2 separate regions of the Homo sapiens genome follow, and region 2 is linked to region 1. Evidence: read pairs that join two places in POLR2A ChIA-PET (ENCODE). Cell type or tissue: PC-9. All regions are shown on one strand.

The links. ChIA-PET counts read pairs that join two places held together with the same protein. Peaks named below come from ENCODE experiments on the same cell type or tissue, not always from the same donor. Only the 100,000 strongest peaks of a DNase experiment are listed, where the experiment ranks them.
Region 2: POLR2A ChIA-PET joins it to region 1 with 11 read pairs; 2 of 35 experiments call an interaction of 5 or more read pairs at or near these places.

What each region holds. Positions count from the first base shown.
Region 1 is chr15:35,725,924-35,729,923 of GRCh38, forward strand. All of the region lies in intron 2 of DPH6-DT (DPH6 divergent transcript), which reads left to right. Among named protein-coding and RNA genes, the nearest start is that of DPH6-DT, 180 kb to the left of the region's middle. In PC-9, no CTCF peak of the experiment used is centred here; a DNase peak (open chromatin) is centred at 2,458; H3K27ac peaks cover 1,333 bases.
Region 2 is chr15:37,316,929-37,320,928 of GRCh38, forward strand. No RefSeq gene overlaps it. Among named protein-coding and RNA genes, the nearest start is that of MEIS2, 220 kb to the left of the region's middle. In PC-9, no CTCF peak of the experiment used is centred here; no DNase peak of the experiment used is centred here.

The DNA.
Region 1 (4,000 bases):
TCCACAGCCAATTTTATCACTCAAACTGCTTTTCCCTTCCTATTCTGACTGAGTCCACAGCCAATTTTATCGCTCAAACTGCTTTTCCAAATGTCAGCAAAGACCTTCAAATCTTGAGTCCATTGGCCCCTTCCAACAACTCATCTATCACCTTCACATTGCATTCTTGTTTATGGGGCTCACTGCTGAGACTGTTTCTTCCAGACTCTGAGAATGCAATGCTGGCTCTTCCTATCTTTTTAAAAATTCCCTATTGGTCTCTGTTATGGGCTGAATTGTGTTGCCCCCACAAAATCATATATTGAAGTCCTAACCCACAGTACTTCAGAATGTGATTACATTTGGAGATCAGGTCTTTAAAGAGGAATTCAATTAAAATGAGGTTATCAGAGTGGGCCCTAATGCAATATTGCTGGTGTCATTATAAGAAGGGGAAATTAGGGCATAGACATGTAGAGAAGGAAGACCACATGAAGACACAGGGAGAAGACAGCCATCTACATGCCAAGGACAGAGGCCTCAGAAGAAACTGTCTCTGCTGACACCTTGATCTCCGACTTGCAGCCTCCAGAACTGTGAGAAATAGATTTTTATTATAATCTACCCAGTCTGCGGTACTTCATTACGGCAATCCTAACAAACCAACACAGACTCCTTTATTTCACCTTCTCTGCTTATTCCCTAAAAGTGGACATTTCCCAACCTCAGTCTTCATGCTTAGCTTTGCTAGTCTCATGTACCTTCGTATGTCCAATTATCATCTCCATTAAACCAATCTTCAAATTTAACAGGTTGAACCATATGAAATGGCCATCTTTGTAGGTTAAAAGTGGTTGACTCTTGGCAGTTTCATATGGTTCAACCTAATATGCCTCTACTCTAAACATTCTTTGATGCTCTATACGTGCATGTCCCCCTGCCTTTTACAAATATCCTTAAGATTACACCACTGGTTTCTTCCAAATATCACATCCAAAATAGAACTCACCAACTTCTTAAGAAAGCTCTAGGCTTAAAGCATCGGCTGTACTTTGGGTCATCCTTTTCTCTCACTGTCTTATACCCTGGTCGCCACTTGTGTGCTGTTGCCTGCCTTCCACATCCACTTCCATAGTACAAGCCCTTTTGGGGAAACTGCTGGGGAGCCTCCTAGTACTTTTAATTTAAATGTGGTTTCTGAACCTGCAGCATTCCCACTGCCTTTAAGCTTGTTGGAAATAAAGACTCAGTCCCCACCTGGACTTACTTATTCAATCAGAACATGAGTTTCTAAAAAGATCCCCAGGTGATTCTAATACACATTAAAGTTTAAGAACTGCCTTAGAATATGACGGTGGCCACAGGAATTTTAACTTTCCAGAAAGATCATGTCAATGTATTTTCTCATTGGCAGCAGGAGAGTATAAGAAAACCCAAATCACCATAATTTCACCAGTACAGAGTAACACCCGTGATTTTTAAATGCTGCATTTTTGATAGGTGAAAAATTATATTTTGATAATGTTGATATTTATTCCTCTTTAATGACTGGTAAAGGTCTATATTCATATTTGTCCATGAACTCTCTGTTCATAGCTTTTGGTAGTAGTTGTTTTTCTAATTGAATTATTTGGGACTTTTCTGAATTTTATTATTATACTTACCTTTGTTATTGCAATGTGGACAACTCTCAGGACGTTGTGTTAGTTAACCTGCTGAATGTGAATCGAAGATTCTCAATATTCCTGACAGTCATGTCTTTACACTATGCATAGTTTGAGGAGTAAATTGTTTTCTTCCCAGGTGGTTATAGCCGGCTATGCAAGTCACAAATCTTTGCTTAATTCATGAGCCCAATTTGAGGAAATTAATGGATAATGATGATTTTACAGTGAGTGCTGTAGTGCTTGCTCTACAGTAGAAACACAGGGGATGATTCTGAACTGAGTTGCAGAGCAGAAAATACAATAAAGCATGGCGCCATTCGGCAGCCTCCTCTCTAAACCTAGTAGCTGTAACACGCGCGCGCACACACACACACACACACACACACATACACACACGAAGAGTGATTCTGGGGAGCCAAGATAGATACTGACACACTGATCACTAAAAAACTCATGCTCCTTCTTATCATTCAGAATGATTAGTCTGCTGGTTGTGGCGATCTGGGCAACCTGGGAGGTGGCTTGACAAGGTTACTTAGGTCAGAGCAGGATAACAAGCAGCAGAAGAAAGAGCTATACACTATTTGAAAATAAATAAACAGCCCTGATCATGCTGCAGCTTCACTTTGCAGTTGAGTAAGCTGTACCTGTCTTCCTTGTTTCTCTTTGTTTATGAGGATTTCTAAGTCCCTGCTGGTTGATGGTGTAATTTGCTTAGCCAGACAAGCAGGTACTGTACACAATAAGTTCTTCTAAATAAAAGGGGTGATTAATCAAGGAAAATCAAACTGTGAGCCCTAGTACCACTCCTTCCTGGCTGGTCCCAGACTCCCAGCTTGTTTATTTAGTGTCACCCATAGTCTGTCATGGCTGACCTAAAACTATCAGGAACAGCCACAATGGCAGCCAAGCATAAACAAAAACCTGAACCGAAGGTGCAGAGGGACTGCCATTCCACAGATAAGATCTATTGCTGTAATAGCCCTTGATTATGAAGACCAAAGGAGAAAAAACACCAAATATACAGACACTTTTCTGTTTATTTATACATGAAGAAGGAGGGGGAAGCAAATCATTTACAAAGAGGAGGGGAAAAAAAGGAATAAGGTTTCATTACATGTCAGTGTTTCTCAGTTTATAAAACAAGATTCTGTGATAAGCAGGGGGTTGCTTCTGGTCTCCTTTGTTTGTGTATTGACATTTTGCAATGCTTTAAAAAAAAAAATCACATGCTGGGGCCAGAGATAGCAGAGAAAAAGAGGAATTGAGCCGGGAAAACCTACTAGACTGTTACCTGGAAAAAGCATGCTTTTTTTCTTCCATATAACTATTCCAACAGAGCACTAGGTTAGGTCAAAAATGAGTAGGCTGTTAGGTGATCTTTCACATTAAATGATGTGTTATGAGATTACGCTTTTCAGGGGAACAGGATCCCTTCTTATTGCAGATGTGCGTGATGCATTTTTAACATGCAAGGAGCAATTTTTGGCGAAATTGTCACTTCTCTGTTGGCCATGATATTCTTTCTGTGGTTATACCTTCTGACGTTTTTCATCAGATTATTTAATTTTATAAAGTTTAGGAGTTACTTGGAAAGAAAGTTAGCTGGAGATGTCTACTGCCAGAATGTGACGAATGTAGGCACCAGCTTCAGAGCCAATCTGGTCACTGCCTCAAGATAGAACGTGAAAAGATTACTTTTGCCCTTAAAGAGGCCCACAAGTTCTGGGAAGCAATGGAAATGGATCTCTTCATTGTTGTTTGTAGGTGCTGTGCTGCTGTTGTTCATGTCGAAGGGGTCAAATTTATCCATTTAATGGAGAAGTGTGCTTGTCCTACTAGCATTCCAATTTATAAGATGTGTAAGAGGAAGGGCAAGATGCTTCCAATAGGATATTGGTATTGAGGAATACTGCTTTATTGTTCTCTATTGGTCAATTACTGGGACAAATGGCTGCAAGAAGCTCTCTCCAATCTATTTTTTGCAGCCCATGCAGCATTACATTTCACTCCAAAGAGTAAAGCTCTAATGCTTTATCACATTCCAGTGCTCGAAAGGGAAATTGATAGTAAGGTACTCAACACTAAATGCATCCATTTTGGTATACTGACATTGCCTGGGACTACAGATAAATTTCAACAAATCACACGCCTACTCTAAGGAATTGGGATCTCATTCTCTGAGGCAGTCTTGGAGATAGAAGGCTCTGACTAGAGAAGGCACAAAATGAGTATTGGCATTATCAAGACACTGTACTGAAAAGGTGCAATGTTCTAGCAGCTACTGGAAAAATCCCAACAGCGTTCACTTGCATCATTGGTTGAAAATTCATTTTCTTTTTTCTCTTGAATAT
Region 2 (4,000 bases), 1.6 Mb after region 1:
AAACCAAAGTATGTTTTCAAATAGCAATGGAATCAATTAGAAATTAATTACAGAAAGACAACAGGAAAGTCTCCAAATACCTAAAAATTGAGCAACACATTTTAAAATAATCTCTGAGTCAAAAAAAAAAAAAAAAACTTCAAGAGAGATAGGCTGGCAAGATGGCCAAATAGGAACAGCTCCAGTCTGCAGCTCCCAGCGAGATCGATGCAGAATGTGGGTGATTTCTGCATTTCCAACTGAGGTGTCCGGTTCATCTTACTGGGACTGATTGGACAGTGGGTGCAGCCCAGGAAGGGTGAACTGAAGCAGGGTGGGGTGTTGCCTCACTCAGGAAGTACAAAGAGTCGGGAAATCTCCTGCCATAGCCAAAGGAAGCCGTGAGGGTCTGTGTACGGTGCACTCTGGTCCAGATACTGTGCTTCCCCTATGGTCTTCACAACCTGCAGACCAGGAGATTCCCTCTGGTGCCTATGTCACCAGGGCCCTGGTTTCAAGCATAAAACTGGGCGGCCATTTGGGCAGACACTGAGCTAGCTGTAGGAGTTTTTGTTTCTCATACCTCAGTGGCACCTGGAATGCCAGCGAGACAGAACCATTCACTCCCCTGGAAAGGAGGCTGAAGCAAGGGAGCCAAGTGGTGTGGCTCAGTGGGTCCCACCCCCACGGAGCCCAGCAAACTAAAATCCCCTGGCTTGAAATCCTTGCTGCCAGCACAGCAGTCTGAGGTCCACCTGGGAAGCTTGAGCTTGGTGGGGAGAGGGGCGTCCACCATTGCTGAGGCTTGAGCAGCGGATCTCCCAGCACAGTATTCAAGCTCTGATAAGGGTCACACTGCTTCCTCAAGTGGGTCCCTGACCCCCGTGTCTCCTGACTCAGAGACATCTCCCAGTAGGGGATGACAGACACCTCATACAGGAGAGCTCTGGCTGGCATCTGGTGGGTGGGGGGGGGCCCCTCTGGGATGAAGCTTCCAGAGGAAGGAACAGGCAGAAATCTTTGCTGTTCTGCAGCCTCTGCTGGTGATACCCAGGCAAACAGGGTCTGGAGTGGACCTCCAGCAAACTTCAGCAGACCTGCAGCAGAGGGGCCTGACTGTTAGAAGGAAAACTAACAAACAGAAAGCAATAGTATCAACATCAACAAAAAGGACGTCCACTCAGAGACCCCATCAAAGACTAAATGTAGATAAATCCACAAAGATGGGGAGAAAGCAGTGCAAAAAGGCTGAAAATTCCAAAAAGCAGAATGTCTCTTCTCCTCCAAAGGATCACAACTCCTCACCAGCAAGGGAACAAAACTAGACAAAGAACGATTTGACAAATTGACAGAAGTAGGCTTCAAAAGGTGGGTAATAACAAACTCCACTGAGCTAAAGGAGCATATTTTAACCCAATGCAAGGAAGTTAAGAACCTTGAAAAAAAGGTTAGACAAATTGCTAACTAGAATAAGCAGTTTAGAGAAAAACATAAATGACCTGATGGAGCTGAAAAACACAGCACGAGATCTTTGTGAAGCATGCACAAGTATCAATAGCCAAATTGATCAAGCAGAAGAAAGGATATCAGAGATTGAAGGTCAACTTAATGAAATAAAGAAAGAAGACAAACTAAGAGAAAAAAGAATAAAAAGTAATGACAAAGCCTCCAAGAAATATGGGACTATGTGAAAAGACCAAATCTACATTTGATTGGTGTACCTGAGAGTGATGGGGAGAATGGAACTAAGTTGGAAAACATTCTTCAGGATATTATCCAGGAGAACTTCCCCAATCTAGCAAGGTAGGCCAACATTCAAATTCATGAAATGCAGAGAACACCACAAAGATACTCCTTGAGAAAAGCAACCCCAAGACACATAATCGTCAGATTCACCAAGGTTGAAATGAAGGAAAAAATATTAAGGGCACCCAGAGAGAAAGGTCGGGTTACCAACAAAGGGAATCCCAACAGACTAACAGTGAATCTCTCTGCAGAAACCCTACAAGCCAGAAGACAGTGGGGGACAATATTCAACATTCTTAAAGAAGAGAATTTTCAACCCAGAATCTCATATCCAGCCAAACTAAGCTTCATAAGTGAAGGAGAAATAAAATCCTTTACAGACAAACAAATGCTGAGAGATTTTGTCAACACCAGGCGTGCCTTAAAAAAAAAACAAACTCCTGAAGGAAGCACTAAACATGGAAAGAAAAAACCGGTACTAGCCACTGCAAAAGCATACCAAATTGTAAAGGCCATCAACACTATGAAGAAACTGCATCAACTAACGGGCAAAATAACCAGCTAGCATTGTATTCACAGGATCCCATTCACACTTAACAATATTAACCTTAAATGTAAATGGACTAAATGCCCCAATTAAAAGATACAGACTGGCAAATTGGATAAAGAGTCAAGACCCAATAGTTTGCTGTATTCAGGAGACTCATCTCAGATGCAAAGATGGAATAGGCTCAAAATAAAGGGATGGAGGAAGATTTACCAAGTAAATGGAAAGCAAAAAAAAAAAAAAAAAAAAGGCAGGGGTTGCAGTCCTAGGCTCTGATAAAACAGACTTTAAACCAACAAAGTTCAAAAAAGAAAAAGAAGGGCATTTCATAATGGTAAAGGGATCAATGCAACAGGAAGAGCTAACTATCCTAAATATATATGCACCCAATACAGGAGCACCCAGATTCATAAAACAAGTTCTTAGAGATCTACAAAGAGACTTAGACTCCCACACAATAATAGTGGGAGACTTTAACACCCCACTGTCAATATTAGACTGATCAACGAGACAGAAAATTAACAAGGATATCCAGGACTTGAACTCAGCTGTGGACCAAGCAGACCTAATAGACATCTACAGAACTCTCCACCCCAAATCAAGAGAATGTACATTCTTCTCAGCACCACATGACACTTATTCCAAATTGACCACATAATTGGAAGTAAAACACTCCTCAGCAAATGCAAACGAGCAGAAATAATAACAAACAGTCTCTCAGACCACAGCACAATCAAATTATAACTCAGGATTAAGGGGGATCACTTCCAAGATGGCGAAATAGGAACAGCTCCAATCTGCAGCTCCCAGTGAGATCGACGCAGAAGACAGGTGATCTCTGCATTTCCAACTAAGATACCTGGTTCATCTCATTGGGACTCGTTGGACAGAGGGTGCAGCCCATGGAGGGAGAGCTGAAGCAGGGCAGGGCGTTGCCTCACCCGGGAAGTGCAAGGGGTTGGGGGATTTCCCTTTCCTAGCCAAGGGAAGTGGTGACAGACTGTACCTGGACAAACGGTACACTCCTGACCAAATACTGCACTTTTCCCACAATCTTAGCAACTGGCAGACCAGGAAATACCCTCCTGTGCTTTGCTCGGTGGATCCCATGCCCACAGAGCCTTGCTCACTGCTAGTGCAGCAGTCTGAGGTCAATGTGCAACACGGCAGCTTGATGTGGGTAGGGGCATCTGCCATTGCTGAACCTTGAGTAGCTCACAGTGTAAAAAAAGCAGCTGGGAAGCATGGACTGAGTGGAGCCCACCACAGCTCAGCAATGCCTACTGCCTCCATAGATTCCACCTCTATGGGCAGGGCATAGCTGAACAAAAGGCAGCAGACACCTTCTGCAGACTTAAATGTCCCTGTCTGACAGCTCTGAAGACAGCAGTGGTTCTCTCAGCATGGCGTTCGAGCTCTGAGAATGGACAGACTGCCCCCTCAAGCAGGTCCCTGACCCCCATGTAGCCTGACTGGGAAACACCTCCCAGTAGGGGCTGACAGACACCTCAAACAGGCGGGTGCCCCTCTGCAATGAAGCTTCCAGAGGGAGGATCAGGCAGCAATATTTGCTGTTCTGCAGCCTCTGCTGGTGATACCCAGGCAAACAGGGTCTGGAGTAGACCTCCAGACAGACCTGTAGCTGAGGGGTCTGACTGTTAGAAGGAAAACTAACAGAAAGGAATAGCATCAACATCAATAAAAAAGGACATTCACACCAAAACCCCA